Regions from separate parts of the Homo sapiens genome. Here region 2 is linked to region 1. The links are chromatin loops, found by intact Hi-C in ENCODE. Cell type or tissue: gastrocnemius medialis. All regions are shown on one strand.

Region 1 (4,000 bases):
TGCTGCTACTGCTTTTAAACAGTTAGAATATGCCTTAGAGTCTGGGCCTAATTGCAGGCTATCGTATGCAATGGACCTATGTTTAGCACCACGTTCTTGTGTAAGGACTCCTAATGCCTGATTGTCACACTCATGAACAAACAAGGTGAAAGGCTTAGGGTAATTTGGAAGTCCTAAAGCTGGGGGCTGTTGTAAGGCCAACTTCATTTGGCTAAAAGCCTGCTCATGACTATCTTCCCAAGGTAAAGGCTCTGGTACAGCATTTTTAGTGAGTTCATACAATGGCGAACCTATTAAGGAAAAATTTGGAACCCAGGATCTGCAATATCCTGTAAGTCCAAGAAATCCTCTTAATTGTCTTTTGGTTTCAGGTCAAGGAAAACTTTGAACAGTTTTTATCCTCCCAGGTGAGAGGAAATCCCTTTGGCAGTCAAGTCATGTCCCAAATAGTGGAATTTTTCTTTTGAAAACTGAAGTTTTTCCATTTAAGCCTTGTGATCTTTATATGCAAGTTGTTGTAAAAGGTAAACTGAGTCAATTTCAGAGCACTCCTTAGTGGGAGAACAATAAGTCATCTACATACTGAATGAGAGTACAATTTTGAGGAAATTGTAGTGTTATTAAGTCCTGATGCAATGCCTGGGAAAAATATGAAGTGGCTTTGGTAAACCCTAGTGGCTTTACAGCCCAGGTGTATTGCCTATTTTTCCAAGTAAAGGCAAACAAGTATTGACTTTTTTTTTTCTTTGGAGACAGAGTTTCGCTGCTGTCGCCCAGGCTGGAATGCAATGGCATGGTCTTGGCTCATTGCAACCTCTGCCTCCTGGGTTCAAGCGATTCTCCTGTCTCAGCCTCCTGAGTAGCTGGGATTACTTACAGGTGCCCGCCACCATGCCTGACTACTTTTTGTATTTTTAGTAGAGATGGGGGTTTCACCATGTTGGTCAGGCTGTCTTGAGCTCCTGGCCTCAGGTGATTCACCTGCCTCGGCCTTCCAAAGTGCTGGGATTACAGGCGTGAGCCACCAAACTTTCTTTATGAACTGGAATGCTAAAGAAGGCTAAGCAGAGATCTATTACTGTGGACCACTTGGAACTAATTGGTACATTAGATAATAAAGTATCAGGATTTGGAACTACAGGAATCTTGGTATTACAATTTTATTAAATGCCCGTAAATCTTAAACAAATCTCCAGCCTTGTCCATTTGGTTTTTTAACTGGTAGTACTGGACTGTTACAAGGGCTGGTGCACGGGATTATGAGTCCTTGTTTAATGAAATCCTCTACAATTGGTGACAGCCCTTGAATTGCTTCAGGTTTTAGAGGATATTGGGGTAATTTAGGCAAAGGTTTAGAACGATCTCTTTGTACTTTTATAGGTTCCAAACTTTTAATTCTTACCATATCAGTTGGGGAAGAGGCCCAAAAACATTTAGATATTTTTGAAAGATCAGGGGTATTACAGGCCTGAGTTTCAATCTTATAGATTTCTGTCTGTAGACAGCATAACAATTCTAGTCCAGGAGAATCAGGAAACTCTAAGGTTATTTCTCCTGAGAAAAATTTTATGTGCCCTTTTAGCTTTGAAAGCAAATCTCGCCCTAACAAGTTTACTGGAGCAGTATAACATAGTAAAAAAGTGTTTTTCTGAAAAGGGGCCCAAAGCTAATTGGATTGGTTCAGATACGGGAACCTCTTAAACTTGATTTGAAACCCCCACCACAGAAATGACCTTTTTACTCCAAGGGATTTGTTGGCTTATTAAAGTGGGGTTTATGGTAGATAGAGTAGCCCCCATATCCCCGAGGACTGTACACAACTCCCCATTTATTTTAACCTGTTTCTCCACGTTGATTTAAAGGCACGGAGAGCAATCTACTGGAGAATCCCTTGGAACCTCATCAAGGTTGATTATTATCAGGAGGCCTAAGGTCTCTTGGGCTCCCTCTAGTGGTGAAACAGTTTGGCCGAAAGGGAGGCTCATTGGTGGACTGATAGAAAAGCGGACAATCCCTTTTCCAGTGCCCTGGTTGTTTGCAATACAGGCAGACATCTTGGGGCAAAGAACTTCTTGTTCTAGGACCTCCTGATTGTGATTTAAAATGAGAAGGAGGCAGAGCGCAGTGGCTCACGCCTGTAATCCCAGCAATTTGGGAGGCCAAGGCGGGCGGATCTTTTGAGGTCAGGAGTTCGAGACCAGCCTGGCCAACATGGTGAAAAGCTGTCTCTACTAAAAATGCAAAAATTAGCCGGGCACGGTGGCACGCACCTGTAATCCCAGCTACCTGGGAGGCTGAGGCATGAGAATCGCTTGAACGTGGGAGGTGGAGGTTGCAGTGAGCCGAGATCTCACCACTGCACTCCAGCCTGGGTGACAGAGTGAAACTCCGTCTCTAAATAAATACATAAAATGATTAATCCCTTGGGTCCCGGTCCCTGTAACTGTTATAGCTGAAGGGCCATAAGCTTGTTAGCCTTTTGAGTTTTTTCTTGCTCTAGAGTCCTCTCAAAATGTCCAGCTAAGGCCAACAATTTAGTCATATCTGTAACTTCCTATCCCAACTCATGTATTTTAATTAAATTGCTGAGTTCGGGATGGAGTCCATTTACAAATAGAGCACTTAATGCCGTTTCAGTCCTTGCAGGAAATACTTCTTGTTGTACTTGGATCCCAGAATGTTTCACAAACAGCATTTCTAAGTGAGTTCTGTAATCTGAAACTGAAATCTTTTTTTTTGTTATGTTTACAAGATTGTATGATGGACCAGTCCATTTTTTGCGGAAAAATTTTAGGAATTGAATTTAAAAGGTTTTCAGCAATTTTTCCAGCGACTTTTGGTCCTTCTTGTGAGGAGCTTTTGGAGGGGTCTTTAACATCCTCCTCAGGTTTGCCCCATTCTGCTGCTGCCGTCCATTTCCGAGCTTTACCAGGCCCCAATATCACGGGAATACATTAGTGAAGGTCAGGAAGTCCTGGATCATAAGCTCCTATGAGGATTCTAAATTCCTCAGTAAATTTTTGAGGATTTTCTCTTGGATCAGGCAAGTCCCTCACAATGGCTCTAAGCTCAGTTTTAGACCATGGAGTGAAAGTAGTTACAGCAGGCAGGCATGACTGATCAGAAAGTCTCACTTTGTAAGGTGCCTGTCTAACTTATTATTATTTTTTTAATCGTCTTCAGGGTGAAAGGGTAATATATACATATTTTTTATTTTTTATTTTTTTGAGACAGGGTCTCACTCTGTCACCCAAGCTGGAGTGCAGTGGTATGATCTCGGCTCACTGCAACCTCTGCCTCCTGGGTTCAAGCAATTCTCCTGCCTCAGCCTCCCGAGTGGCTGGGATTACAGGCACGCAGCACCACGCCCAGCTAATTTTGTATTTTTAGTAGAGACGAGGTTTCACCATATTGGCCAGGCTGGTCTCAAACTCCTGATCTCAGGTGATCCACCCACCTCGGCCTCCCAAAGTGCTGGGATTATAGGCATGAGCCACCAAGCCTGGCCTGAAAGGGTAATTTAGCAAAAAGGTTAGTGGACTCAGAGTATGTAGGTAGAGAAGGATAAAGAGAAGGAACAGTCAGGATGAGGTCAGTCACAGTACAGTCCTCTTTCATCATGTCGTTAGTTTGTTGCTTAAGCTTTTCGTTTGCTTTTTGCAAAGAATCTTTTAAGGAGTCAATTTTTGATTCATTTACTCTTTTAGGGGCTTCTGCATACCAATAAAAGAATACACATCCCACTGTTTTATGGGGTTTTTCATTCCCCCTTTTCTAATATGCCTCATAAATAAACAATTTTATCCAAATTAAAACTTCCCCATTGCAGCCATCTTAATTCTAAGTTTTCTTTAGTTAGGTTAACCCATTTTTCTAAAAATGCACAAGTTCTGGGCCCATAATTTTTATGCATAAAATTAGCTGGAGTCCCAGAATGTGGAGTCCCAGACTCCTTGGATTGAGAGGGTTGCATCTGAGCTGGTTCCAGCCTTGGAGTAGG
Region 2 (4,000 bases), 140 kb before region 1:
AAGGAAAAAAAAATTTACTGTCTCTCGTCCTCTTGACCCTAAGACTGTCAACTCCATGAGAGTGGGGACTTCTTTTGTTCACTTCTGTACTTCTTTATTTTTATTTTTTTATTTTTTGAGACAGGGTTTCATTCTGTCACCAAGGCTGGAGTGCAGTAGAGCAATTATGGCTCACTGCAACCTCAACCTCCTAGGCTCGGGTGATCTTCTCACCTCACCCTGCCAGGTAGCTGGGACTATAGGCATGCACCACCACGCCCAGCTAGTTTTTGGTATTTTTTGTAGAGACGTGGTCTCCCTAAGTTGTCCAGGATGGTCTCGAACTCCTGGGCTCAAGCGATCCGCCTGCCTTGGCTTCCCAAAGGGCTGGAATACATGCATATGAATCTGCCGGGATCTTGCTAAATGAGCCACCATGCCTGGCCCAGTTCTCTGTTCCTAACATCCATAACAGTGCCTAGTTCTGTAAATACTTGTCAAATGCACGATTGAGTCTTCACAGCAATCTAGTGAGTTAGATGCCATTTTTATTCACATTTTTCAGATAAAGACACAAGAAAGTTTAGGTCAGACATCTACATGGTACAAGGGGATTTGAACTCATGCTTTGCTCTAGAGTCTGAACTTTTACCTGCTGCTTCCTCATCCTTTATGAATATGGAAAAGCCCTGAATTCATTAAGCACGGGCTGCCAGTAGAGCCCCAGTTAATCACGTTTTCTTCTTTTATATTATTCTCTTGATTTATGGCTTTGACAGAATCCTTACTCTCGCTAACCTCAGGGATTATTACAGTGTGAGCACTTTGGGAAGGGACCTTCCTTACTCATTCACTCTTCTCATGTTTCTTGAGCACCTCCCCTGTGCCAGGCCTACGTTTGGGTTCATTCCCGCCCCATCGGGACTCAGAGGTGTGTGTTTTATGAGGAGGAGATTCCTGAGAACCAAGTCTTCTTCATTCTCTCCCGAGATAGTTCCTGATCACTTCCTAAGGGACAGACCCTGTCCTGGGTGTTGGGAACCAGCTCACTAGCACGTAGGTGACCTTGTCCCAGTTCACGTTGTTGGTGCTTTCATATGCACACATCCAGTGCTCGTTGTGACCCAGCATTGGGCAAGTATTCATTCATATGTACGTGGCACATATTGAATGTCTACCATGAGTTAGGCACCAGGAGCTGTGCTTTATAGATATTTAATCATAACAGTCGTATGACATAGATGCTATTCTTGGGGTTTTTAAGGAGAGGGACCAAAAAGAGTGTTGGTATTCAGTTTCATGTGCTTGGAAAGCTAGAGGTAACAGCAAGTCAGAGCCCAAATGGTTGTTACTGATTGATTTAATCTCATTTGGACCTCGAAACATTTGCATATGAGACTAAATACCAAGACCCTTTATGGTGGGTAGTTGTTAGAGTAGGTAACCCTAGACAAGCCACTCCACCCCGCACCAAGCCTGAGTTACCTCCAAGATTGTGGGTGGCAAGCCACCCAGGTGCTGAGGCAAGAGACCGAGGGCATGAGCTGTTCCAGTATAATAAAATACATAAAACAACAAGTTATACTAGATCTAGATCATAGACATGATTATATATGAATATCATTAATCATTAGTTTGTAGGAATTACTCTTTATTCCAATATTATAATAATCCTCGCTCTATAATCATAACCTAAGAAAAACCAGGTCATACAGAGATAGGAGCTGAGGGGACATGGTGAGAAGTGACCAGAAGACAAGAGTGCGAGCCTTCTGTTATGCCCAGACTGGGCCACCAGAGGGCTCCTTGGTCTAGCAGTAACGCCAGTGTCTGGGAAGACGCCTCTTGCCAAGCGGACCATGGTCTAGCGGTAGCATCAGTGTCAAGGAAAAACACCCGCTACTTAGCAGACCTGCAAAGGGAGTCTCCCTTTCCCTGGGGGAGTTTGGAGAAGACTCTACTCCTCCACCTCTTGTGGAGGGCCTGACATCAGTCAGACCTGCCCGCAGTTATCCGGGGGACTGTCTCCCTGTGATGCTGTGCTTCAGTGGTCACGCTCCTAGTCCACCTTCATGTTCCGTCCTGTACGCCTGGCTCTGCCTTTTAGATAGCAGTAGTAAATTAGTGAAAGTACTAAAAGTCTCTGATATGCAGAAGTAATGGCATAAGCTGTCTCTCTCTCTCCCTCTCTGTCTGCCTCGGCTGCCAGGCAGGTAAGGGCCCCCTGTCCAGTGGACACATAACCCACGTGACCTTACCTATCATTGGAGATGACTCACACTCTTTACCCTGCCCCTTTTGCTTTGTATCCAGTAAATAACAGTGCAGCCAGACATTTGGGGCCACTACCGGTCCCCGCATTTTGGTGGTAGTGGTCCCCCGGGCCCAGCTGTCTTTTCTTTTATGTCTTTGTCTTGTGTCTTTATTTCTGCAGTCTCGTCTCCACACACAGGGAGAAAAACCCACCGACCCTGTGGGGCTGGTCCCTACAAAGATAAGGGTGATAGTATCTCCCCTCAAGTGTTGCCAGAAGGACCAACTAATGCCCCACACCGAGCAGGCACTTGATGGATGATGGCATTTACTTAGAAGGAAGGAGACGATTCTCATTTTTTCCACCAGATAAAAACTAAGATACATGGGTTTAAAAAATGGGCCTTTTGGGAATTAAGGGCCCAGAATGAAACATGAGCCTCCTGGCCTTTCCTGGATCACCGTCAGGCTTTTATTGAGAGAGGAGCAGCTCCCCACTGGCTGCTTGGCTTGTCATTGCTTCACTCTGTCTCCTTTGGCCTTGCCACAGATCTACGCAGACCCCACCAAGAGGCTGGAGCTGTACTTCCGGCCCAAGGACCCATACTGCCACCCAGTGTGCGCCAACCGCTTCAGTACCAGCAGCCTGCTGCTCCGCATCAGGAAGAGAACGAGGCGGCAGAAAGGGGTGCTGGGCACTGAGGCCCACTCCGAGGTCACATTTGACATGGAGATCCTTGGCATCATCTCCACCATTTACAAATTTCAGGGTAACTGAAATCTGCTCTTGCAATGTCTGGTTATTTCAGGGCTGGCCATCCTAGCTGCCTGCAGGAGCTGTGTGGGTCATCTGCACCAGTGGAGGGGGCCAGGATATGCCCAGGGGCTGTGGGGACACAGCAGGGCACAGGCCCCATCCAGGAGGCAGCCTTTCTTCCCTCCAGCCAACAGTTCCCCAGAGACTGCAGGTTCATTGCTGCCCAATCTTCAGCATTCTTAAGCTAGAAATCTCCTAATTTTTAATGAAACCATTGTGTGGGACCAAATAAAACTGGTCAGTAGACCTCCAGTCTTTCCCCCACCACAGTGTTTTGAACCTTCTCTTGTCTCGGCTGCTGTTGGTCTTGCCCTCCTAGCTCCCGAAGCCCCTTGGGACCTCCTCCTCCTCTGAACTCTCAGCAGGTTGAACGTCCCTCGTGGAGCCCTCAATCAGGTTTCCCACCTACCAGGAACCCCAGTGAGGAAGCAATAAAGCAAGGGAGGGAGACGGGTGAGAAAGACAGACTCTGGCATTGTGCCTGCCTGAGCCCTGCCAGTTTCTTTGGGAGGTGGCTTGGCTTCCCTGAGCCTCAGTGTCCTTGTCTGTGCAGTGCGGGCTACAGAGCCTGCGTTCCTTAGGCCCTCGTGAAGATTCCGGGAGGCAATGCTTGTGAATGGGCCAGCCTCTGGCCCACAGGAGGTGCCTGGCATATTACTAACAAGGCTTAGAGATGGCTAAGTTACATCTGCAGTTCTAGGCAGAATCTGAAGAGTATAAAGATTGAGAAGGGCAAAGAGGACTAGAAAGAAAAGAGGGGAAGAAGAAAGTGAAATGAAGGAGAAGCAGGACCTGGGGTCCCATGGGTTGGGCATTTTTAATGGCAGTCATTCTGGTGGGTCATGGCATTCACCAAAGAGGGCTGTTCTTTTGGGACAAGGTTTCCCAAGTGATTCATAAAACATAACACCTCATATTTTTCATCGAATTGAACCAGCATCTTGCTGCTCT

What was found. Hi-C counts contacts between places; a loop is a spot of excess contacts. Peaks named below come from ENCODE experiments on the same cell type or tissue, not always from the same donor. Only the 100,000 strongest peaks of a DNase experiment are listed, where the experiment ranks them.
Region 2: a loop joins it to region 1, with 2.7 times the contacts of the local background. A loop is called at or near these places in 5 of 110 quality-filtered maps.

Annotation. Positions count from the first base shown.
Region 1 is chr9:133,178,151-133,182,150 of GRCh38, forward strand. No RefSeq gene overlaps it. Among named protein-coding and RNA genes, the nearest start is that of GBGT1, 16 kb to the left of the region's middle. In gastrocnemius medialis, a CTCF peak has its summit at 1,951 (motif pointing left); a DNase peak (open chromatin) is centred at 1,951.
Region 2 is chr9:133,039,305-133,043,304 of GRCh38, forward strand. GTF3C5 (general transcription factor IIIC subunit 5) reads left to right here. Exons shown (of 11, transcript NM_012087.4): 2 at 2,783-3,002. Among named protein-coding and RNA genes, the nearest start is that of GTF3C5, 10 kb to the left of the region's middle. In gastrocnemius medialis, a CTCF peak has its summit at 1,762 (motif pointing right); a DNase peak (open chromatin) is centred at 1,797; H3K27ac peaks cover 766 bases.